3 separate regions of the Homo sapiens genome follow, and all the other regions are linked to region 1. Evidence: read pairs that join two places in POLR2A ChIA-PET (ENCODE). Cell type or tissue: CD4-positive, alpha-beta T cell. All regions are shown on one strand.

Region 1 (8,000 bases):
TCAACAGAATCATCCTAAGGGGCCGAGTTACCAAAGAACAGAGTCCCGGATTCAACCTGCACCCTTGAAGGGCTCATGGAGAAGGCCAGGATGCGGCCTTGCTTTAGCTCCTTGCTGAATGGAAATAGAAGCATTTAGGTGGGATTTAGTTATCTTTTTTTTAATTTTTATTTATTTTTATTTATTTATTTTTGAGACAGAGTCTTATTCTTGTCGCCCAGGCTGGAGTGCAATGGTGCCAATCTTGGCTCACTACAACCTCTGCCTCCCGGGTTCAAGTGATTCTCCGGCTCCAGCCTCCAGAGTAGCTGGGATTACAGGCATGCGCCACCATGCCCAGCTAATTTTTATATTTTTAGTAGAGACGGGGTTTCACCGCGTTGGCCAGGATGGTCTCGAACTCCTGACCTCAGGTGATCTGCCTGCCTTGGCCTCCCAAAGGGCTGGGATTACAGGTGTGAGCCTTGGGTGGGATTTAAAACCCCCTTCCTGTCTCCCCTGCCCCAGGCCTCCTGTGATGACTTCCATTTTCCAAGTTTTTAAGCCTTGTGGCATGAAAAGGAAAGGGAACAGTGGTTGGGGTGACCAGAAACCCCAACCAGCCCAGAATTGTTCCTCTGCTCTGCCTGGCCCAGGGTCAGGTAATTCTGTCTGTGCTGGTGGGGGGTGTCCTGTGCATGGTAGGGGGCTGGGCAGCATCCCTGGCCTCTACCCACTCCATGCCAGGAGCACATCCCCGCAAGCTGTGACAGTCAATAATGTCCCCAGGGAGGGCCTGATGTCCCCAGGAGGGGCTATGAAATCACACCTAGTGGAGAACCACTGGACTTGACCCAGACAATTCACATCCTTAAAATGAAACCCAGGCCCTGTGCTTTAGTGGCCCGGGGAAGGGACAGCTAGGTAGCGAGAGCTAGGTTAGGGCTTTCATTCTTTACAAATGGGCTTGTATCCAAAATGTTAATTCCAAATACTTAACCAAAATCCATAATACCCCCAAACGTTATCCCTGCTTAAAATTAATCCCTAAGCCAAGAGGATAACTTTTTAGAATGACATTCTGGGTTTGAAATATTTGAAATGGAACAATTAAAAAAAAAAACCACCATCTCAATAATACCCTGACTTTTGCAGACAGAGCTGGAAAAGAGTGAGTTTCTCTGTGCCAGCATGAGAGGATTCTATATGGCTTTGGGTCCAACCCACATTGCTTTAAAAGCCAACCCCCCCCATCCAAATTGTTGGAGACACCTGCCTCCACAGCCCGGCCCCCGCAATTCCTCAACTGCCACCTGTCAGCTGGCACAGAGTCTTCTAAGTGACAAGTCACAATTTCTCGCCTGTGTGGGAGAAGTTCCACGTTGTCCCTGGTTTGCCCTTCTCTGGAGCCCCCTGGGAACCTGGCCCACAGCCACGCCCATGGCCAAGGCCAAGGTCAGGGGCAGTTTATGGCTCAGGATTCTGCCAAAGGGCAGACTGGGCGGGGAGGAGGGGGAGCAGCTCAGATAGAAAGGGTTTCTTTGGGTGGATGGGGACACTACCCCATGCCCATGTATGGCAGGGTGTGAACTCCAGCTCCCAACCCTTGGGCCAGCCTCTTAACCTTTCCAAGCCTCACTGTTCCCATCTATGACATGGGAATATGAGTCTTCTCTCATAGGCTTGTGATGATAAGACCTTAGCCCAGCACCTCACGAATACCAGGCACTCAATATATGGTAGCCGTCAATACCATAGCTATGAATCGTAATACTAATAATGTCTTATGCATTATGCGATGCCTGTCGGAGTCACCGGAAAGGTGGCTGCCTCGTTGCTGTTGTTACATTATCCCTTCTCCTGGGTTTCAGATACCTGTCTATAGCATGAGTGCTGTCACTGTGTTATGAACGGCCAGTGGTCAGCCTGGACTACACAGTGAAACCTTGTCCCTACAAAAAATACAAAAAAATTAGCCAGGCATGGTGGCATGTGCCTGTAGTCCCAGTTACTTGGGAGGCTGAGGTGGGAGGATCACCTGAGTCTGGGGAGGTCAAGGCTGCAAGTGAGCTGTGATTGCACCACTGCACTCCAGCTGGGGCAACAGAGTGAGACCACATCTCAAAAAAAAAAAAAAAAAAAAAAGACTGGTGGGAAAGGACAGGGCAGGGGTGGAGGGACCGCTGGGTGCCACCCTGTCCTGCTGGGATGACGCTGAGAATGGCTGCCTCGGGCGCCTTCCCACCTGCCGTCTCCCAGCGTCCTCCCCAGGAGCTCAGGAAGGCCTCATTTTATGATGTGGTCACAGCTTCTAAGACCTGAAGCTGGTTGCCAGAGCAGTGTTGCTCAGCGCCAGCAGATCTGGGGACAGGCCATGGAGGAATGTCCCTGTTGACCACGTGGCCTCTTCCTGAAGCCGGGGTCTGAGCGTCAGTTGTGCAAAGAACAATTGAGGAGGAGGCTTCCTCTCTGTAACCGGAAGGCGGCCTCCCCCATCTGCTGGGCCCTGGCGGAGGCAAGGGCGGGGTGGGTGGGAGAGGGAAGTCCTTGTTTCAAGGCTTTGGGGTGGGAGGAAGTAGGGGGGATGACCCAGCCTAAAGAGAGCTCCCCCAGGACCAGCCCTGGCCAAGGGATTGCTGCAGCCCTCATCCACCTTCCAAGCACTGGAAACAAACATTGGAGACCAAGTGAGGCGTCACTCAACAGCCGTAGTAATCAGGGAAATGACAAGTTACATACTGATATCCTTTGTTTTGCTGATTGGAGTTGGGTGCATTGAAAAAGATCAGTCGTGCCCAGTGTTTGGGGGAAGGAAGCGTCTTCACCTGTTGTTTGTGGGAGGACAGTTGAGGCAGGTGAGGATGCTGAGAGGTGAGCTCAGCTGTGCCTGTTACCGTCCACATGTGCAAGCCCTTCAGCTCGGTGGTTGTACTTGTTTTTGAGATGCAGTTTCACTCTTGTCACCCAGGCTGGAGTGCAGTGGCATGATCTTGGCTCACTGCAACATCCGCCTCCCGGGTTCAAGCGATTCTCCTGTCTCTGCCTCCCAAGTAGCTGGGATTACAGGTGCCTGCCACCACACCTGGCTTTTTTTTTTTTTTTTTTTTTTATTTTAGTAGGGATGGGGTTTCACCATGCTGACCAGGCTGGTCTCAAATTCCTGACCTCAAGTGATCTGCCTGCCTCGGCCTCCCAAAGTCCTGGGATTACAGGTGTGAGCCACTGTGCCCGGCCTGTACTTTTAGAGCCTCTTGTAGAAACTTTGTGCCCCTAGCTCAGGGCCTGCATATTGGAGGCAAAAAAATAATCTACTGAACAAGTGAGTTAATGATCACGCGAAGGGGAGAAGCAGCACATAAAGATGCACATGGGCTGGGCCCGGTGGCTCACGCCTATAATCCCAGCATTTTGGGAGGCTGAGGCAGGTGGATCATCTGAGGTCAGGAGTTCGAGACCAGCCTGGCCAACATGGCGAAACCCTGTCTCTACTAAAAATACAAAAATTAGCTGGGTGTGGTGGTGCGTGCCTTTAATCCCAGCTACTCAGAAGGCTGAGGTGCAAGAATTGCTTGAACCTGGGAGGTGGAGGTTACCGTGAGCCGAGATCACGCCACTGCACTCCAGCCTAGGCAACAGAGCTAGACTGTCTCAAAAAAAAAAAAATGCACACGTGAGGATGTTAACTCCAGCACGGCTCCTAATAGCAAAAAGCCAGGAACAACTCAAGTGTCCCCTCAAGAGGGAGTGAAATTATGCTCTGCCTGCAGTGCAGACTCTGAGGCAGGGCCATAGGCGATGAAGACAAGTGGGGAAATGATACATTGTTGTTACATTTTTGTTTAAAGTTATCAAACAATATGTAGGGTAGTAACCCATTTTTGTTAAAAAGAAAATACTGAAGTTGGGAACATATCCTGTGTGTGTATGCAGAGAGCAAGGTCTCAAAGGATGTTTACCAGAGTACATGGGGCACATGGGGAGGGGCGCATGGGGAGGTAGGTTTCAGTTTTCACTTGATACACTTCTTTTTTTTTTTTTTTTTTTTGAGACGAAGTTTTGTTCTTGTCGCCCAGGCTGGAGTGCAGTGGTGCTATCTCGGCTCATTGCAACCTCTGCCTCTCGGGGTTTCACCATGTTAGTCAGGCTGGTTTTGAACTGACCTCAAGCAATCCACCTTCCTCTGGCTCCCAAAGTGCTGGGATTACAGGCATGAGCCACCGCGCTCGGCCTAAGAGCACTTCTTTTTTTTTTTTTGAGACGGAGTCTCGCTCTGTCGCCCAGGCTGGAGTGCAGGGGCGCCATCTCGGCTCACTGCAAGCTCCGCCTCCCGGGTTCAAGTGATTCTCCTGCCTCAGCCTCCCGAGTAGCTGGGACTACAGGCACCTGCCACCATGCCCGGCTAATTTTTTTGTATTTTTAGTAGAGACGGGGTTTCACCCGTCTCTGTCTCGATCTCCTGACCTTGTGATCCGCCCGCCTCGGCCTCCCGAAGTGCTGGGATTACAGGAGTGAGCCACTGTGCCTGGCCAAGCACTTCTTTTATAACTAAAATTAAACAGGCGCTGTTGGTCTTTCCTCCCCTTGTGAGATCCCAGTGATCCACAGCTGTGCCTGGGTTAAGGGGAGTGGGGTTGGCAGGGAGAAGGTGTCTGGGTCCCAGAAGGAATGGGGTTTGTTGTGGTGGGGGAATCCCCGTGGGCAGGCCCTGTGGGAGGCGAGACCTCCAGCCCCTCCCTCAGCTGGTGAGCAGGTACTGGGGAGGCCAGGAGAGCAGGGCCTGGTGACCCGGTGGTGGTGGGGACAGCCCAGGGGGGCGGCAGTGCGGGGGGGATGTCAGGAACCCAGGATGCCTGTCCAGTGTGGAATGGGGGCTCTTGGGCATTCGTTTCTGTAAAATTGTAAAGCTTTTACAGAATGAGTACTTTCTGCAAATTTTATCAGATTATAAAATCCATACTGTTGGGGAGTAGGTAAAATAATTCCTAACTTCCTGCCCAGCCTGTGTGAGGGACTGAAACCAGGACTGAGCGGGAGACTGTGTGACATGGGCAGATCCTTGCCCTGGAGCCTCAAGTCTTTTTTTTTTTTTTTTTTTGAGACAGAGTCTCACTCTGTCGCCCAGGCTGGAGTGCAGTGGCGCCATCTCGGCTCACTGCAAGCTCCGCCTCCCGGGTTCATGCCATTCTCCTGCCTCAACCTCCCAAGTAGCTGGGACTACAGGTGCCTGCCACCACGCCCAGCTAATTTTTTTTAAAATATATTTTTAGTAGAGACGGGGTTTCACCGTGTTAGCCAGGATGGTCTCGATCTCCTGACCTTGTGATCTGCCCGCCTCAGCCTCCCAAAGTGCTGGGATTACAGGCGTGAGCCACCGCGCCCGGCCTGGAGCCTCAAGTCTTTATCTGTAAAGGTGTTTCTTAAGGTGCCCAATGTGAGCCACTTGTAGGAGGTGGGATAATATTTGAGTAAATCATTTAAGGTTAAGGCTAAATTTTATTTTAATGCAACATATTTATTGCCTATTAGAACATATATCTGTATATCTGTATATATAGCATATCCAACCTGTTATTTCAAAGTTGTTTCTAAATTTAGTTGATTTTGTTTCTTTCAGAGACAGGGTATCACTCTGTTGTCCAGGCTGGAGTGCTGTGGTGCAATCCTAGCTCACTGCAGCCTTGACCTCCTGATTGCTCAAGCAATCCTCCCACCTTAGCTTCTCGAGTAGCTGGGAGTATAGGGACGCACCACCATGCCTGGCTAATTTTTAAGTTTTTCGTACAGGCGAGGGTCTCTTGCTTTGATGCCCTGGCTGGTCTTGACCTCCTGGGTTCAAGCGATGCCCCCTCACCTCCAGCCTCAGACTCCCATAGTTGAGTCTTTTAAAAGGTGATCAGGCCAGGCACGGTGGCTCATCTCAACAGCTTGCGAGGCTGAGGTGAGAGGATCGCTTAGGTTCCATTAGAGGCTGGTGGGGTAAGAGCTGGGTCAGGTTGGGGACCTTGGCCCAGTTACTTCCCAGTTGTGTGACCTTGGACCCGGCCTCTCACTGCCGTAAGTCTCCTCTGTTAAATGCTCCCCACAGCCCCGGCCCCAGGGAGGTGTGGTGCCTGGCGCAGCCCGTGTGCTCAGGGAGTGGTACCTGCTGTCACCGCGTGCTAAGGTGACTGTCCAACAAGAGGCTTTTGCAGCTGCAGCCCTGCAGGATAAGCAGAAGCTCAGGGCAACTTTGGGGGCCCTGGACTCCTCACAGAGATGCCCTGTGGGCTTCGAGGGAGACCCAGCGTGCACTGACAGCCACTGATCCTGGCCACAGACATTATGGTGCCTGAAGCTGGGCCAGGTGCTGTGATACATCCCAGATATGTGGTGATGGGCGAGGCAGGCCTGGCCCTGCCCTCACGGCCTCGTGGTCTGTCTAGGGTAGAGACTGGCAGCAGATGAGTGCATCAGTATTTAATCACCCTCATGAACAGGCCACGGGGCAGTGGGATGAGATCCAGTGGCGTTGAATAGCAGGAGGCACCTGGCCCATGTGGAGGGTCCAGGCAGGCTTCTTTGGGGTGGTGGCTGCAGAGCTGAGTGATGAGCAGCTATGAGAGAGGAGAGGAGGAGGAAGTGGGGGGGAGGAGGAGGAAAGAGGAGTGGAGGAGGAGGAGGATGAGGATGAGGACGAGGATGACGCTGCTCCCGGTAGAAGGCCCTGAGAGGGAGGAGCATGGCCCACTGCAGCAGCTGAGAATGGCTGGGGCCCTGGAGCCCAGGGAGGGCGTGTGTGTACATGCACGTGTGTGTGCTTGTGCTGTGCACGTGTGCACACACGCAGGGCTCTAGGCTTCAATTGCGTCGGTTTTAAGGGCATAGGGGAGTCATGGCCGGTTTAACAGGGTTGGAGCCATGCCATCGGATTTGTGTTTTTAGAAGATCCTTCGGGCTGCTTCTGGGAGGGGAACAGATTGCAGGAGGCTGGGAGACCAGGGAGGGGTAAGGCCATGGTGGAGGCAGAGGAGGAGAAGGGGCACAGCCTGGAGGGGCGAGGGAGAGTCCAGGATGGCGCTGTGTCCCGGAGACACAGGCCTCCCCGTTGCCAGCCAGGCCAGTGGCTCTGTCCACCCATGTCAGGGCTTCGTGAGACATGGAAAGCAGGTGCCCTGCAGATGTTTGTTGGGTGGGTGATGATGGGACTCAGGACAGGGACGCTGCGGGAGGCTGAGGAAGCCACTTCAGCCCGGGAAGCATTCTGACGCCTGGGTTCCAGCCTGGACTTGCCTGCTGTCCTTTGGGGTCCCTAGGAGGATGGGAGTGTGACAGGTGGCTCTGCCTGCCTCTGCCCACAGCCATGGAGGTGAACGGCCTGCTGGGCTCCTAGACTGGACAGCTGTCCGGGGCCTGCACTCAGAAGGGCCCTGAGCGTGGTTCAAGGCTCTGCCGTCTCAGCATTGAAAATCTCAGGTTGTTTACAGCCAGGTGCGGTGGCTCACGCCTGTAATCCCAGCACTTTGGGAGGCCGAGGCGGGCAGTCACCTGAGGTCAGGGGTTTGAGACCAGCCTGGCCAACATGGTGAAACTCCGTCTCTACTAAAAAAATATAAAAATTAGGCCGGGCATGGTGGCTCACGCCTGTAATCCCAGCACTGTGAGAGGCTGAGGTGGGTGGGTTACCTGAGGTCAGGAGTTCGAGACCAACCTGAATAACACGGTGAAACCCCATCTCTACTAAATAATTAGTCCGGCATGGTGGCACATGCCTGTAATCCCAGCTACTTGGGAAGCTGAGGCAGGAGAATCGCTTGAACCCAGGAGGCAGAGGTTGCAGTGAGCTGAGATCATGCCATTGCACTCCGGCCTGGCCAGGAAGAGTGAAACTCTGTCTCAAAAAAAAGGAGAAAGGTGGTTAAGATATTGCTTAACTTTAGACTTTTAAGTTAAAAATAATCGGAAAATTTCAAGGACAACTACTAAGAGAACAGAATTAGAATGTTTAAATCCCCAATAAGTACCAAGAAGAAACAGAAGAAAAA
Region 2 (8,000 bases), 130 kb before region 1:
CAAAAAAAAAAAGAAAGAAAAGAAAAGAAAAACAAACAGCCTGGGCAAAATGGCGAAACCCCGTCTCCACAAAAAAATACAAAACTTAGTCAGGCATGGTGGCGCATGCCTATAGGATCCCAGCTACTTGGGAGGCTAAGGCAGAAGGATCATTTGAGCCCAGGATGCAGAGGTTACGGTGAGCTGAGATCACATCACTGCACTCCAGACTGGGCGACAAAGTGAGACCCTGCCTCAAAAAAGAAAAAACTAAGAAAGAGACTGCCTTGGGCTCAAGGCTGGAGAGGGAGGTGACAAAGACTGAAGGAGACAACCGATCCTGTCCAGAAGAGAAGAACAAACCTGCAATCCTCTGACCCCAGAAATTCCACTTATGGGAGATAATCAGCCACGTGGACCAAGACTTAACATGCCGAGATGCTCCCTACAGTTTCTCTTATAGGAGGGAAAAGAGGGCAACAATAATCTAAATGTCTACGAATACAGGAGTCAATAAATTATGGCATATCCGTATAATAGCAATTATATAATTATAAAAATAACGTAGAGGAATACACTATAACATTAAAAGGGGAAAAGCAAGCTATCAACTGTGTATTCAATGTATATATACTATTGCTCTAATTTAGAAAACACAGACATTATCAGAGGAAAGAAACACACCAGCAACTTTACTGCAGTTAGCTCTGGATGGTGAGGTCACAAGTGATTTATATATTTATTTTGGCATTTATTCTTTTCAGTATTTTCCTTTTTTTTCAGATGGAGTCTCGCTCTGTGGCCCAGGCTAGAGTGCAGTGTCGTGATCTCGGCTCACTGCAAACTCCGCCTCCCGGGTTCATGCCATTCTCCTGCCTCAGCCTCCTGAGTATCTGGGACTACAGGCGCCCGCCACCACGCCCGGCTAATTTTTTGTATTTTTAGTAGACACGGGGTTTCATCGTGTTAGCCAGGATGGTCTCGATCTCCTGACCTCGTGATCCGCCCACCTCAGCCTCCCAAAATGCTGGGATTATAGGTGTGAGCCACCGTGCCCAGACTTTTTTTTTTTTTTTTTTTTTGAGACAGAATTTCACTCTGTCTCCCAGGCTGGAATGCAGTGGCACAATCTCGGCTCACTGCAACCTCCACCTCCCAGGTTTAAGTGATTCTCCAGCCTCACCCCTCCTGAGTAGCTGGGACTACAGGCACTCGCCACGGCATCCAGCTAATTTTTGTATTTTTAGCAGAGACGGGGTTTCACCATGTTGGCCAGGCTGGTCTTGAATTCCTGACCTCAGGTGATCCGCCCACCTCGGCCTGCCAAAGTGCTTGGATTACAGGCGTGAGCCACCGTGCCCGACCTACTTTTTATTCTTTTGAGACAGGGTCTCACTCTGTCGCCCAGGCTAGAGTGCAGTGGCATGATCACGGCTCACTGCAACCTCAACCTCCCAAGCTCAAGTGATCCTCCTGCTTCAGCCTCCCAAGTAGTTAGAACTACAGGCATGCGCCACTATACCCTACTAATTTTTTCTTTTAAGAGGCATTTTTTTATTTTCATCACATTGCCCAGGCTGGTCTTAACCTGGCCTCAAGCAATCCACCTGCCTTGGCCTCCCCAAGTACTGGGATTACAGGCATGAGCCACCTTGCCCTACCACAAGAAAAATGTATTTAAAGGGCCTTGTACAATGCCTGGCAAATGATAGGTGCTCAAGGAGTATCTATTGCCTGACAAGTCAATTAAAAATGCAATAAATACTGCTGCTGCAGCCCCACAGAGAAAAAGACTGATGGTTATCTTGGAAAGGAGGAAGACGGTCCAGACGGAAGCCACACAACTGGCTGCAGAGGTAAGAACGGAAGGAAGTCCTGTACAAGATGTGAAAGACCGCCAGCAACTTGAGATAGGCTTTGTTCTGCCAGCTACTCCTGCTGCACGCAATGCTTCACAAATCAGTGCTGCTGCCAGCACCTCGGAGGTGCACTTCAGCTCGGACGAAGGATGCTTCTCAGGTCACACAGAAAACCAACAAGTACAGCTGAGAACAAAGCTCAACCACAACTTCTGGCTCAAGACACTAAGACAAACCTACCTCCCAGCACAAAAGAGATTTCCCACGTGCCACCCAGAGGTATAAACAGTAATATCGCCAATGGCAAGGCCCAGGTCTGCCAGCTCCCAGGTGAGGAGGTCCAGTCTGAATGGCACCTTTTAAACCTAAAGCTAATGACAAACAATTCTATTTCACCAGAAACAAAGCTCACCATATCCCATGTCGCTCCCATCTCCAACACCACAGCCAGTGCCTGTATTTCTTTGTCCCAATGACAGACCCAAGTTTCCTGAGGCTGTACAAGTCCCAGAAATAATCTTAAAAAGAGATCAAGTTATGATCTGAAAAGAAGACAGTCTAGTTAGCCCTGCCTCCTTACATGAAATTTATTTAAAACCAAAATTACAAGATTTGGAGCACAAAGCCCATTGTCTGCTGGAAATGTTGTTTTTTGGGGAGAAATCCATTGTTTTAAAATCTAGTATAGATAGGCTCTATTTAGTACCTGTCCGCCCATGACAAGATATGTACATTTCACGGTAGGGAAGCCTCATTATTGAATTCAGAAATACATGAATTGACCCACCTGGCCTATTCTGGTTTGAAATAGAAACCAACACAGAAATGATCAATCTTAAGGGGTAGGATAATGAGACATATAACTAGCATACAGCCACAGCCATTAGCAACATGAGTCAGTACTTTGTGCAAGGCAAAAAAAAAAAAAAAAAAAAACCCTCAAAAGTACAATAAAATAATCCTTCAGGATAAAAAAAGAGAACTGAAATTCAAAAGAGGTTAGGAGTGTTGAACAGGAAAAAAAAAATTAATAACAAAAATCCCTCAGCTAAGCACAAGGCAAAGGGACCCATGCTGGAACCAGTTCTGACCTGCCATTCCTGAAATTCCACTCTCCCGAGGTTTCCTGGCTCTTCCTTCCCCAGGCTTTCTTTTTACCTATTTGGGCCCAGTGGAGGCTGGAGACGGCCACTGTACGAGATGGGACGCCCACACAGTGGGCTTAGGGCCTAAGGCAAGGGCATGCAATCAGCATTAGGGGGCCACAGATAACCAAAATTCACAGGTATGCAGAAGCTCATGGGAGAGGCAGCGACTATCTCCTGGCCTAACTAACCAGTTAACAGTATAGAGCCAGACTGGGCCCGAGTGAAGTCAGACAAAAAGGAAGGGCCAAGAGGCAGGAAGCGAGGAAAAATCAAAGGATGACAGGACCCTGCTAAAATATCTCAGTTCCACAGCTAGGAGGTCTGGAGGGGGTGCCACATTTTACCAAAAAACCAACAAGATGGTTGCGGGAATGCCAAAATGAACCAAAACAAATTCCCCAATAAAATGCAGAACCACTGCAGAGCCATTTACCAACAAGCTAACATGTTCAGCCAAGAGGTGACCTGGGTCTCAGTCCTCACTTGTGGCCAACACTGGGTTCAGTCTGTCTCCTGCTTCTTAGCAATAGTCCTTCCACACAATCTCAAACAGCAGACACCGAGATCTGGCTGAGCTCCCTAGCTGTACTAAGCCATTCTGGTGCTTCCAGGTAGATGGGTGATAGTCACCATAGCAAAACATTAGCCGGCCATAGAATTTGGGGTGGGGAAGTCACAGTTCCATCAACCAAGAGAAGAGGAAAAAATAAGCATTAAGAGAAAGAAGACCGGGCGCGGTAGCTCAGGCCTGTAATCCCAGCACTTTGGGAGGCCAAGGCAGGCAAATCACCTGAAGTCGGATGTCTGAGACTAGCCTGGCCAACATGGTGAAACCCTGTCTCTACTAAAAACACAAAAATTGGCCAGGTGTGGTGGCACATGCCTGTAATCCCAGCTACTCCAGAGGCTGAGGCACGAGAATCGCTTGAACCCAGGAGGCGGAGGTTGCAGTGAGCTGAGATCACATCACTGCACTCCAGCCTGGGCGACAGAGTGAGACTGTCTCAAAAAAAAAAAAAAAAAAAAGAAAAGAAAAGAAAAAAGAAGGAAGGGAAGGAAGGAAAAGGAAGGGAAAGGGAGGGAGGGAGAGAGGAAGAGGGCAAGGGAGGAAGGAAGGAGAAAGGAACCAGAAAAACAGATAATCAACAAACACATACATTTCATCACCTTCCTATGGAGAGAAAACAATTCACTGTGAATCTTAAGTGAGGCTCCCAAGAGCCCTAATAGATACCCAAGGCAGGCATAATTATTCCCATTTTACAGATGCAAGATCTGAGCCTCAGAGACTTGCTTTGTAAAGGTAACCCGATGAGGACCAGAATCCAGCTGCGCAGGCTCCAAGAGACACACTTGCCCAAACAAGTAGAAACTCACTCTCAGATGATTATCTGCCAATCCCCAAGGAAAGCAGTTATCCTCAGAAGGCAGGACTCCTTGGGCGTCTGTTTGTCCTGAGCATCTCGTACTGTTCTAACCCTGCCTTAAACTGACCAACTGCCACACACTCCGGGTCTACTAAGTTCTAGAGACCTCCAAATGCTACTTTTTCCCATCCCTGCCTCCCGAGAGGCTCAGCACTGTATAAGCGCCCACTAATGTTTGGGCCTTGAATTCCTTCTGTATTGTCCATGCCTTAGGCCAGCACCTGTGGCATCCATGGGCACAGTTTGGCTCTATGGGTGGCACCACAAGGGGCTCACGTCTGTCCTAGGACTTGACAGCAGTTATACCAACAACCGTAGGAGGAACCACTAACTGTGCCAGGCCCTCTGCTAGGCCCTTCACCGCTGCCCAAACCTGCCAGGTGGAGGGTGCACGCCCCGATTTATGCAGATGAAGCCTCAGACAGCCCCAGAGTCACTAGGTTTACGGAAGAAAGAAGCAGGATCTGCACCCCAATGCCTGGGCCTCCCCAGTCCCACCTTACACCACAGCGCTGTGCATAGACATGACTAAATGGCTGCAGCGAGATTCGGAAAAACCATGCTAAGACCGCACACAATTGGTTACAAAAACCAAACTGGATGACACTGTACAAAGCCACATCAAATGCACACTAAACCTTAAAGAAAAAAAAAATCTTAGGGAAAGTTTAACAGTCCTGTAAACCAAAGGCATTTAAAGATTTCTCCCAGGAAGCCATTTAGCAAAAGACACTCCCCAGCCCCCCTTCTCCCACTTCCTTCAAGCTCACCACTGAAAACACCTCCAATTCTTGCCTAAAGGTGGGCTCCGACCTCCCACGATATTTAGAAGGAGGAAAAAAGAAAAAGGAAAAAAATCCACCTCTTAAGGCAAATCCACTCTTCAGAGGCCCACAGTTTCAACAGGGCTGAATTTCTCTCCTGGGGGTTGAGGGGAGGCAAAAGAGGAGGAAAAAAAAAAAAACCCCATCTGGCAGGCCCCGAGTGGCGACATCCTGTTTATTATTAAACATTTTTAGCATGGAGCATTCAGCATTTCGAAAATAACCCTCTGGTTCCCGCACTCACACCGAGACTGGGCGGCCGCTCGCCTCCCTCCCCCAGCCGCCAACTTTAGCGCCGCCGGGGCCCGGCCCACCCCGCGCCAGGAACGGCCCCGCGAACGCCGCTCAGCGCCCCGGACCCAAGGCCCGACCCCGCAGGATCCCGCCTCGGGCGCGCTGCTCCGTCAATTGGGCGGGGCGGGGAGCAAAGACGCCGGCCCCAGAACCCCGAGACCCGGCTGCGGGCCCGGGACCCCCGCCCCTCCGGCCTCTGCAGCCCGGCCCGGCCTCGGGGGTACGGGGGTGGCGGGCGAGCCCTGAGGGAGTCGCGCGGCCCCTGGACCCCGCCCGAGCCTGAGGCCGCGCGGCGCCGCCACAACAATGGCGAGCGCGCCCGGGCCCGCCGCCCCCAGGCCCCGCGGCCTCCCAGCCCCGCAGCCCCGCGCCCGGCGGGAAGGAGGCGGCGGCGGCCGCGCTCGCGGACAAAGGTCGGGCAGGGCCGCAGGGCCCCCGGGCCCCCGGCGGCGGCCGCGGGAGACAAAGCCCGGCCGGGCCGCGCCGCCTCCATCTTAGCGCCGCCGCCCCCACGCCCCGGCCCCGGCCCCGGCCCCGACCCACCTGGTCTGGTTCCGCGGGCGCGGCCGGGCCGGGCGATGGCAGTCGGGCGGCGGTCGGGCACGGGGGCGGCGGGATGGCGGCGGATTGCGAGGCGGCGGCGCGGGCTGCTCGCTCGCTCGCTCCCTCCCTCCTCCCGGGCTCGCTCGTCGCTGCGCGGTGGAGCCTCGGCGCCTGTCTCGCCGCTCGCTCCCTCGCGCTCGGCTCCCCGCCCCCCGCCTGCCGCCGCCCCCGCCTCCTCGTCCTCCTCCTCCCGCCGCCGCCCGCAACCTGGGCCCGCGCAGCGCCCCCTGCCGCGCCTCCCGGGAGCGGCGGCCTTGGGATCGGCCCGGGGGCCGGGCGAGGGCTGGGGCCAGGGGGGAGGGGCGGGGAGCGGCGGGAGGGGGCTGGGAGGGGGCTGGGAGTGGGGAGGGGCCCGGGGACGGCGGGAGAGGCGGGAGAGAACGGGGCAGAGCGGGGATCGGGGAGGAGACCCGGAGGAGGGGCCAGGAGCCAAGAGAAGGGGCCTGGGAAGGGCATGGGCCCGGCCTGGGCCCGGGGGAAGGGCGCCCGGAAAGAGGGGGAAGGGATGGAGGGGGCAGTGACGGGGGAGCGAGCCCGGATCTCCGCCCCCTCCCCCTTCAAAACTGCAGCGCCTCAGAACAGACTAAGCCCGGATTTTGTTAAAATATGTATACGGTATATGAACGGAAAGGAAGCAGAAATAATACTTTTTTCATTTCAAAAGCAAGGTTGTTGCACAATATGGGTACTTTGTCCCATTTTTACAAAATGAAAACTAATAAGCCCCTCCTCTTGAGTGTTGTGTGTTTGTGTGATTGCAAAACAAAAGGTCCGGGAGACTGCACTCCTGTCTTGGTTACCTCCGTGGTTTGAGGTTGGGAGAGCGGAGGAGGGTTCTTACTTTTTTAGACACCTAACCAACTATAAAAGCAATTTCAAAAAGCAAATACAAAAAAAAAATGTTAGGGCCTGGCACCCAAATCATCCCACCCTCTTCCAGTCACGGTTGCTCTAAGCACCAGCTGCGGGCCATGCCCTATGCTAAAGCACGTGGTTTGTCTCACTTAATCCTAACCCAGGGGCAGATATTATTGTTCTAATTCACAGGTGAGACAAAGGAGGCTTTGAGAGAATGTGCCCCAGGCCACACTGCTGGACCCAGAAGGAAAATTAACCCACTTCAGCCTAACTCCAGAACTGAGGCTGGTGAACAAAGCTTAGTTTTTGGGGAGTAGAATTCTGGATACTTTTATAGCCTTATTTATAATTCTCTGAATTTTCCTACATTTTATCCATGGTCATTTTCAGTGTTATCCTTTTTTTCTTTTTTCTTTTTTTTTTTTTTTGAGACAGTCTCGCTCTGTCCCCCAGGCTGGAGTGCAGTGGCACAATCCGCAATCTCTGCTCACTGCAACCTCCAACTCCTAGATTCAAGCGATTCTCCTGCCCCAGCCTCCTGAGTAGCTGGGATTACAGACATCTGCCACCATGCCCAGCTAATTTTTGTATTTTTGGTAGAGATGGGATTTCACCATGTTGGCCAAGTTGGTCTGGAACTCCTGCGCTAAAGTGATCCACCTACCTTGGCCTCCCAAAGTGTTGGGATTACAGTGCCGGCCACTCTGTTTTACATCATCAAATCTGCATTATTCCCCTGCCAATGTCTTCAATATTTCGCTATCTCTACAAAACAGGGAGGATGTAACCCTAATTTTTGTTTTCGATTTTGTTCCTTGACCATCTTCAGGAAGGCCATAGAATTGGCCCAGTGCTCAAAACCCAGCAACTAATAAAAATGATAGAAGGCAAATAAACAAATAAAAAATAAATTAAATAAATAAACTGAGCCTCAGGTTCTTCATCTGTAAGGCTGGCGCAGTGGCTAACACCTGTAATCCCACCACTTTGGTAGGTCGAGGCAGGTGG
Region 3 (8,000 bases), 100 kb before region 1:
ACTCCCACTTCCAGTTGTGTTAACAAGGAAACACAGGCCGGGAAGCATGCCCATCACTCTGGCCTCATTCCATCATCCATACCTGTCTTATGGCCCCATCTAACTACACAGGGGGCTGGGAATTGTAGTCCAGTGGTGTGCCCTGGAGGAAAAGTAAATGAGGATTGCTGAACACCCAGTAGTCTCTGTCACAGCTACTGTTTACTGAGACTCTACTACATGTCTGGCACCATGCTAAGCATGCTACATGCATGTTATCATTTCATCCTTTTTTTTTTTTTTTGAGATGGAGTCTCACTCTGTCACCCAGGCTGGAGTGCATTGGCGCGATCTCCGCTCACTGCAACCTCCACCACCCAGGTTCAAGCAATTCTCCTGCCTCAGCCTCCCGATTAGCTGGGATTACAGACGCGCGCCACCATACCTGGCTAATTTTTTTGTATTTTTAGTAGAGACGGGGTTTCACCATGTTGGTCAGGCTGGTCTTGAACGCCTGACCTCAGGTGATGATCCACCTGCCTCAGCCTTCCAAAGTGCTGGGATTACAGACGTGAGCCACCATGCCCGGCCTTTTTTTTTTTTTTTTTTTTGAGACAGTCTCACTCTGTTGCTCAGGCTAGAGTGCAGTGGCGAGATCTCAGCTCACCGCAACCTCCGCCTCCTGGGTTCAAGTGATTCTCCTGCCTCAGCCTCCCAAGTAGCTGGGATTACAGGCAATCGCCACCATGCCCGGCTAATTTCTGTATTTTTAGTAGAGACAGGGTTTCATCACAATGGCCAGGCTGGTCTTGAACTCCTGACCTCAGGCTGGTCTTGAACACCTCAGGTGATCCGCCCACCTAGGCTGCCCTAAGTGCTGGGATTACAGACCTGAGCCACCGCGCCCAGCCGAATTTCATCCTTAACATCAGTTCTCATTTACAGAGGAGGAAACTGAGTCTCAGAAAGTTTAAGTAAATTTTATAAGGTAAAATGTGCATGCTTGGAGAACCAATGTGGAACAAGAGCCTTCTGACCCCAAAGCCTGTGGCAGACAATGAAATAAGGACAGATAACATGGCGAGCTCCTACCTGCTCTGAGACAACACCCATTCCCTCAACAGCATCATTTATTAAGTGCAGATTATGGATTAGGCATTATTCTAAGCACCTTCATAATAACTCATTCAATCCTCACAAAAACCCTGCTAGACAGCTACTGTTAATGCCCTTATTTTTTTATTTTTTTTATTTTTTTTGAGACAGAGTCTTGCTCTGTCACCCAGGCTGGAGTGCTGTGACGCAATCTCGGCTCACTGCAACCTCCGCCTCCCGGATTCAAGCAATTCTCCTGCCTTAGCCTCCCGAGTAGCTGGGATTACAGGTATGCACCACCATGCCCGGCTAATTTTTATTTTTAGTAGAGACGGGGTTTCACTATGTTGGTCAGGCTGATCTCCAACTCCTGACGTCGTGATCCACCCGCTTCGGCCTCCCAAAGTGCTGGGATTACAGGCGTGAGCCACAGCACCCGGCCAGTGCCCTTATTTTGAAGATGAGGAAATTGCACAGAGAAGTTATGTGACTTGAAGTCACTCAGCACATGTATGGAAGGGACAGGACTCAAACCTGGGTAGTCTGTCTCCAGTCTACCTACACATTAATTGCCCAGCTTCTGCCTCTCTACAAACAATGAAGTGAAGTGTTGTGGGGCAGAGTCTCCTAAGAGAGGCAGTGGTACCCTGGGGAGGGTGCAAGCTGGTCCCCTGGGATGTGTGTGGGAAATATGATCCTTCTATTTACATTTATCTGTTATCTTAAAAAAAAAATCGGCTGGGCATGGTGGCTCACGCCTGTAATTCCAGCACTTTGGAAGGCCAACATGGGCAGATCACCTGAGGTCAGGAGTTCGAGACCAGACTGGCCAACATGGAGAAACCCCGTCTCTACTAAAAATACAAAAATTAGCTGGACGTGGTGGTGCATGCCTATAATCCCAAACTACTCAGGAGGCTGAGGCAGGAGAATCACTTGAACCCAGGCGGCAGAGGTTGCAGTGAGCCAAGATCACACCACTGCACTCCAGCCTGAGGGATGGAGTGAGACTCTGTCTCAAAATAAAAATAAAAAAAAAAAGAGCGAGGTTAAACTTTACAATATGCATTATACAGACTGATGCCGAGTGGCGTTCAATCTGTGTAATACATGTTAGCAAAATTTAATATCATTCTGACTTTTTTCTTTTTTTAGAATACAGATAAACATAAACAGAAGGCGTCACCTGCAACTCTTGGATAAGTGAATCAGTGCAGTGTGTTTAGTTTTTATTTATTTATTTATTTATTTTGAGACAGAGTCTCCGCTGGGCGCCACCGCACCCAGCCACAGTGTGTTTAGTTTTAACCACACTAACTCACAGTATGGACGAGTGATTTTCTTTGGTATTTTTAAAATTGATATAGGTCTTATTTGGGGGGTATATGTGTTATTTTGATACATGCATACAATGTGTAATGAACGAATCAGGGTGACTGAAATATCCATTACCTCAAACGTTACCTTTTCTTTGTAGACGAGCGATTTTTTTTTTTTTTTTTTTGAGACGGAGTCTCGCTCTGTCGCCCAGGCTGGAGTGCAGTGGCGCAATCTCGGCTCACTGCAAGCTCCGCCTCCCGGGTTCACGCCATTCTCCTGCCTTAGCCTCCGGAGTAGCTGGGACTACAGGCGCCCGCCACCGCGCCCTGCTAATCTTTTGTATTTTTAGTAGAGACGGGGTTTCACCGTGTTAGCCAGGATGGTCTCGATCTCCTGACCTTGTGATCCGCCCGCCTCGGCCTCCCAAAGTGCTGGGATTACAGGCGTGAGCCACCACGCCCGGCCTAGACGAGCGATCCTAAAAGATCCACGCAAAGAAACGACGGCTCACCTGGCGTGGGTGCTGCCTCCGCCTTCAGCACCCACCCTCCCTCACGCACGCCCAGAATCGCGGCGGCCCAGAGCGGAAGGCGGGGCCTGTGGCCACACCCCTTCCCTATTCCCCGCCTTCCGCGCATCTTCCGGGAGCGACTTTGGCTGCATCGTTTTGCGATTGGGAGAGCTGCGGGATGTCGGAAGGACGTGATTGAATGAAATAGCTGCCTCTCATCCATTGGCCAGCTCCGATTGGCCGAGATACCGCCATGGGTTTTGACGAACTTTCACGCCAGCTGGGCTGAGATGCTAGCAGTTGACTCCCGCAGGGTCCCGGCGCCGGCAGCCGTGCTGCGTGTGTTGGGTAGTGCGAGGCGGTCCAGTGCAGCGACAGTCCGGCTCGAGGGCGGAGGGCCAGCCGAAGCGGGGTGGTGGCCGCTGCCCCGGGAAAGACTGTCCAAGATGCTGACAGGAGCTTTGGCTCGTGAGATTGAGAGGAAGTCAGACGCCGTGGTCTGTGTAACCCCCCAGTAAGGTCCCCAGCTTGCAACCGAATTCGGAACCTAGACTTGGAGCCTTCTCCGAAAGCAAATGGACACAACCCATCAGCGGCAGCACACAAACTTGAGTCTGTCGTGGCAGGTGGCGCTTCTGCGGCAGAGCAGTGATCCGCTTGTAGAGATTTATGAGCAAAGGAACCGGAAGAAAAAAATCAAAAAGCTAATTGCTAAAGGCCGGGCGCGGTGGCTCACGCCTGTAACCCAACACTTTGGGAGGCCGAGGCCGGTGGATCACGAGGTCAGGACTTCGAGACCAGCCTGGCCTACCTGGTGAAGCCTCGTCTCTACTAAAAATATAAAAATTAGCCGGGCATGGTGGTGCACGCCTGTAAACCCAGCTACTCAGGAGGCTGAGGCAGGAGAATTGCTTGAATCCGGGAGGCGGAGGTTGCGGTGAGCCGAGATTGCACCACTGCACTCCAGTCTGGGCGACAGAGCGAGACTCCGTCTGGCGGGGTGAGGGGGAAGCTAATTGCTGACAGCGAGGTCTCTCGGTTACAAACCCATCTCCAGAGCCAAGTGGGGGAATTGAGGACATTTGGTCAAAGGAGAAGGATCCAGAACTGTGACCAGCAGAAATTGGTGCATGGCCTCTCATTTCTGTAGTTTTTTATCGGTGGGGGAAAAAGAACAAAACCAAAAACTCCCTGTCCTCGACATAATTCTCTGTAGGAGAAGGAACCTCTGTGGGAATGAGCTTATCTGCAAAGATCATCGTGAAGTTGTTAAAGAAGTTAAATGGAAGACTCGCAAGAAATTCATCACAACAAAAAGCTAAACGTTTTTTTGGATGAAGATTTGTTATCTGTGAGGTGTATGAGGCCCAGGAGAGATCCGGTTCATTTTCTGAGAGAAGATTTTTGGAAGGTTTATATGAATTCTCAGTCACGCTGTACTTTCTGGTGTGATAAAGCTAGGCAGTGGCAAGAATGGCAACAGCCTGAAAACATGCAAAATTTCCATGTTATCAGAAAAACAGGAAAGGATAATGGTAGATCTTACTTCTGATGCCACTTGTTTATTATATTTAATAAGCTGACACGATCCTGTCTAGTGAAAATCCCTGCACGCAGTGCCCCTTGGGCTTGCTGAACAAGGGTAACATGCCACCGGAAGTATATAATGATACCAAAAGATGAAGTCCATCAGTCAGTCACCTTCGTGATAATATCTCCAAGGGACCTAGGGAAATAGTGAGGCTTATGCATATAAAGAGACACCATATGAGGCAGAAATTAGGTGACTTGAACAGCATTCTGCTTTAGAGTTGTTTTGAAAATACTCCCGGCCGGGCGCGGTGGCTCATGCCTGTAATCCTAGCACTTTGGGAGGCCAAGGCGGGCGAATCACTAGGTCAGGAGTTCGAGACCAGCCTGACCAACATGGTGAAACCTCGTCTCTACTAAAAATACAAAAATTAGCCAGGCGTGGTGGCATGTACCTGTAATCCCAGCTACTCAGAAGGCTGAGGCAGGAGAATCGCTTGAACCTGGGAGGCGGAGGTTGCGGTGAGCCGAGATCGCGTCAGTGCACTCCAGCCTAGGTGACAGAGCGAGATTTCTTGTCTCAAAAAAAAGAAAGAAAGAAAATACTCCCAAGTCAGATTTTTTTTTTTTTGAGACATAGCCTCACTCTCTCCCAGGCCGGAGTGCAGTGGTACAATTAACAGCTCACTGCAGCCTCAACCTCCCAGGCTCAAGAGATCCTTCCATCTCAGCCTCCTGAGTAGCAGGGACTACAGGCATACACTGCAATGCCAGGCTAATTAAAAAAAAAAAAATTTGTAGGCCGGGCACGGTGGCTCAGGCCTGTAATCCCAGCACTTTGGGAGGCCGAGGCAGGCGGATCACGAGGTCAGGAGATTGAGACCATCCTGGCTAACACGGTGAAACCCCGTCTCTACTAAAAATAGAAAAAATTAGCTGGGCATGGTGGCAGGTGCCTGTAGTCCCAGCTACTCAGGAGGCTGAGGCAGGAGAAGGGCGTGAACCCAGGAGGCGGAGCTTGCAGTGAGCCGAGATCGCGCCACTGCAGTCCAGCCTAGGCGACAGAGAGAGACTCTGTCTCAAAAAAAAAAAAAGGAAAAAAAAGCATATTTTGTAGAGACTGGGATCTCACTATGTTGCCTAGGCTGGTCTCAAACTCCTAAGCTCAAGCAATCCTCCCACCTCAGCCTCCCAAAGTGCTGGGATTATAGGTATGAATGCCCAGCCCCAAATTAGGTCATTAAGAGCATTCCAGATCATTAAAATTATCTAGGGAGATAAAAACACACAGGATTGTTCATCAGTGTAGGAACACCCAAAAGTAATCTTCAATTGTTTACTTGTATCTTGGTAACCAAAGACCATTGTGTTCTTCAGAACCAGTAAGGGGCATGCATGCTGAAACATGAATAGTAACTCATACTACACAAACAGCCAGTGCACTCTGACTTCACGTCCTAGCCCTGTGCAGGTGCTTTACATGCATCAATTCATTAAATCCTTACGACAACCCTCTGCAGCAGGTACTATTATTACCCCACTTTATTTTATTTTTATTTATTTATTTATTTTTTTGAGACAGGGTCTCACTGTTGCCCAGGCTGGAGTGCAGTGGTGCGATCTCGGCTCACTGCAACCTCCGCCGCCCAGGTTCCAGTGATTCTCTTGCCTCAGCCTCCTGAATAGCAGGGATTACAGGCGTCTGCCACCATGCCTGGCTAATTTTTGCATTTTTAGTAGAGGCAAGGTTTCACCATGTTGGCAAGGCTGGTCTTGAACTCCTGACCTCAAGTGATCCATCTGCCTCGGCCTCCCAAAGTGTTAGGATTACAGGCATGAGCCACTGTGCCCGGCCTTATTGCCCCACTTAAGAAATGAGGAAACTGGCCAGGTGCAGTGGCTCACACCTGTAATCCCAGCACTTTGGGAAGCTGAGGTGGGCGGATCACAAGGTCAGGAGATCGAGACCATCCTGGCTAACACGGTAAAACCCCGTCTCTACTAAAAATACAAAAAATTAGCTGGGCGTGGTGGCACGTGCCTGTAATCCCTGTGACTTGGGAGGCTGAGGCAGGAGAATCTATTGAACCTGGGAAGTGGAGGTTGCAGTGAGCCAAGATCATCACACCATTGCACTCCAGCCTGAGTGACAGAGCGAGACTCCATCTCAAAATAATAATAATAATAATAATAAATGAGGAAACTGAGGACTAGAGAAGTAATTTTCCCAGCGAGTAACTGACTGAGCCAGGATGTGAACCCCTATGCAGCTTATCACAGACCTTCTGCTTTCTGTTGTGCTGCAGCACCTCACCAAGGTGACACACAGGAACTTGGCCAGGCAAAGAATGATGGCACATTTACACCATGGTGAGTTTTTGTAAAATTTATTAAGAGATTTTTGAAATGGATCCATTGGCCAGGTGCAGTGGCTCATGCCTGTAATCCCAGCACTTTGGGAGGCTGAGGCGGGAGGATCACCTGAGGTCAGGAGTTCGAGACCAGCCTGGCCAACATGGTGAAACCCCATCTTGACTAAAAATACAAAAATTAGCTGGACGTGGTGGCGGGCACTTGTAATCCCAGCTACTCAGGAGGCTGAGGCTGGAGAATTGCTTGAACCCGGGAGGAAGAGCTTGTAGTGAGTGGAGATCGTGCCATTGTATTCCAGCCTGGGCAAAAAGAGCGGAACTCCGTCTAAAAAAAAAAAAAAACAAACTATCTTTGTCCTGTTAAATAGAGGATCTTGGACATAGTTAAACTTTTCTTTTTTTTTGAGACAGAGTCTCGCTCTTTCACCTAGGCCGGAGTGCAGTGGCACTATCTTGGCTCACTGCAAGCTCCGCTCCTGGGTTCACGCCATTCTCCTGCCTCAGTCTCTGAGTAGCTGGGACTACTGGCGCCTGCCACCGCACCCGGCTAATTTTTTGTATTTTTAGTAGAGATGGGGTTTCACCATGTTAGCCAGGATGGTCTCAATCTCCTGACCTCATGATCCGCCCGCCTGGGCCTCCCAAAGTGCTGGGATTACAGGCGTGAGCCACCACGCCTGGCCCAACCTTTTCTTAATAGCTTAGCACTATTGTTAGTATTTATAACCTGTCTTAGCATGTCTGGACCGCTATAACAAAATGTCATAAAATGAGTGGCTTACAAACAACAGAAATGTATTTCTCACAGTTCTGGAGGCTGGGAAGTTCCACGAGCAAGGTGCTGGTAGATTCATTGTCTGGTGAGGGCCTGCTTCCTGGCTCAGAGACAGCTGTCCTTTGGCTGTGTCCTTACATGGTATCCACCTCTCGTGACTTAATCATCTCCCAAAAGCCCCATTGCTCTCTTTATTTATTTATTTATTCATTTTTGAGACGGAGTCTCGCTCTGTCACCGGGCTGGAGTGCAATGGCATGATATCAGCTCACTGCAACCTCTGCCTCCCGCTTCATGCAATTCTCCTGCCTCAGCCTCCCAAGTAGCTGGGATTACAGGTGCATGCCACTACACCCGGATAATTTTTGTATTTTTAGGAGACACGGGGTTTCACCATGTTGGCCAGGATGGTCTCAAT

Evidence for each region. Peaks named below come from ENCODE experiments on the same cell type or tissue, not always from the same donor. Only the 100,000 strongest peaks of a DNase experiment are listed, where the experiment ranks them.
Region 2: POLR2A ChIA-PET joins it to region 1 with 20 read pairs; 8 of 35 experiments call an interaction of 5 or more read pairs at or near these places.
Region 3: POLR2A ChIA-PET joins it to region 1 with 15 read pairs; 11 of 35 experiments call an interaction of 5 or more read pairs at or near these places.

The regions. Positions count from the first base shown.
Region 1 is chr9:131,265,126-131,273,125 of GRCh38, reverse strand. All of the region lies in intron 1 of FAM78A (family with sequence similarity 78 member A), which reads left to right. Among named protein-coding and RNA genes, the nearest start is that of FAM78A, 7.4 kb to the left of the region's middle. RefSeq lists an enhancer at 1,987-2,106 and a silencer at 4,125-4,287. In CD4-positive, alpha-beta T cell, no CTCF peak of the experiment used is centred here; DNase peaks (open chromatin) are centred at 2,355, 3,965, 4,675, 6,715 and 2 weaker places; H3K4me3 peaks cover 7,362 bases; H3K27ac peaks cover 7,732 bases.
Region 2 is chr9:131,392,338-131,400,337 of GRCh38, reverse strand. PRRC2B (proline rich coiled-coil 2B) reads right to left here and starts at 6,252. Exons shown (of 32, transcript NM_013318.4): 1 at 6,075-6,252. RefSeq lists enhancers at 1,770-1,849, 3,467-4,228, 4,991-5,752, 6,879-7,028 and silencers at 5,559-5,848, 6,079-6,188, 6,219-6,408. In CD4-positive, alpha-beta T cell, no CTCF peak of the experiment used is centred here; DNase peaks (open chromatin) are centred at 1,887, 4,917, 6,287, 6,617 and 2 weaker places; H3K4me3 peaks cover 4,728 bases; H3K27ac peaks cover 4,080 bases.
Region 3 is chr9:131,368,637-131,376,636 of GRCh38, reverse strand. It overlaps a transcript of PRRC2B not described here. Among named protein-coding and RNA genes, the nearest start is that of PRRC2B, 21 kb to the left of the region's middle. RefSeq lists enhancers at 3,158-3,277, 2,770-3,293, 3,294-3,815. In CD4-positive, alpha-beta T cell, no CTCF peak of the experiment used is centred here; DNase peaks (open chromatin) are centred at 2,484 and 3,076; H3K4me3 peaks cover 1,721 bases; H3K27ac peaks cover 1,024 bases.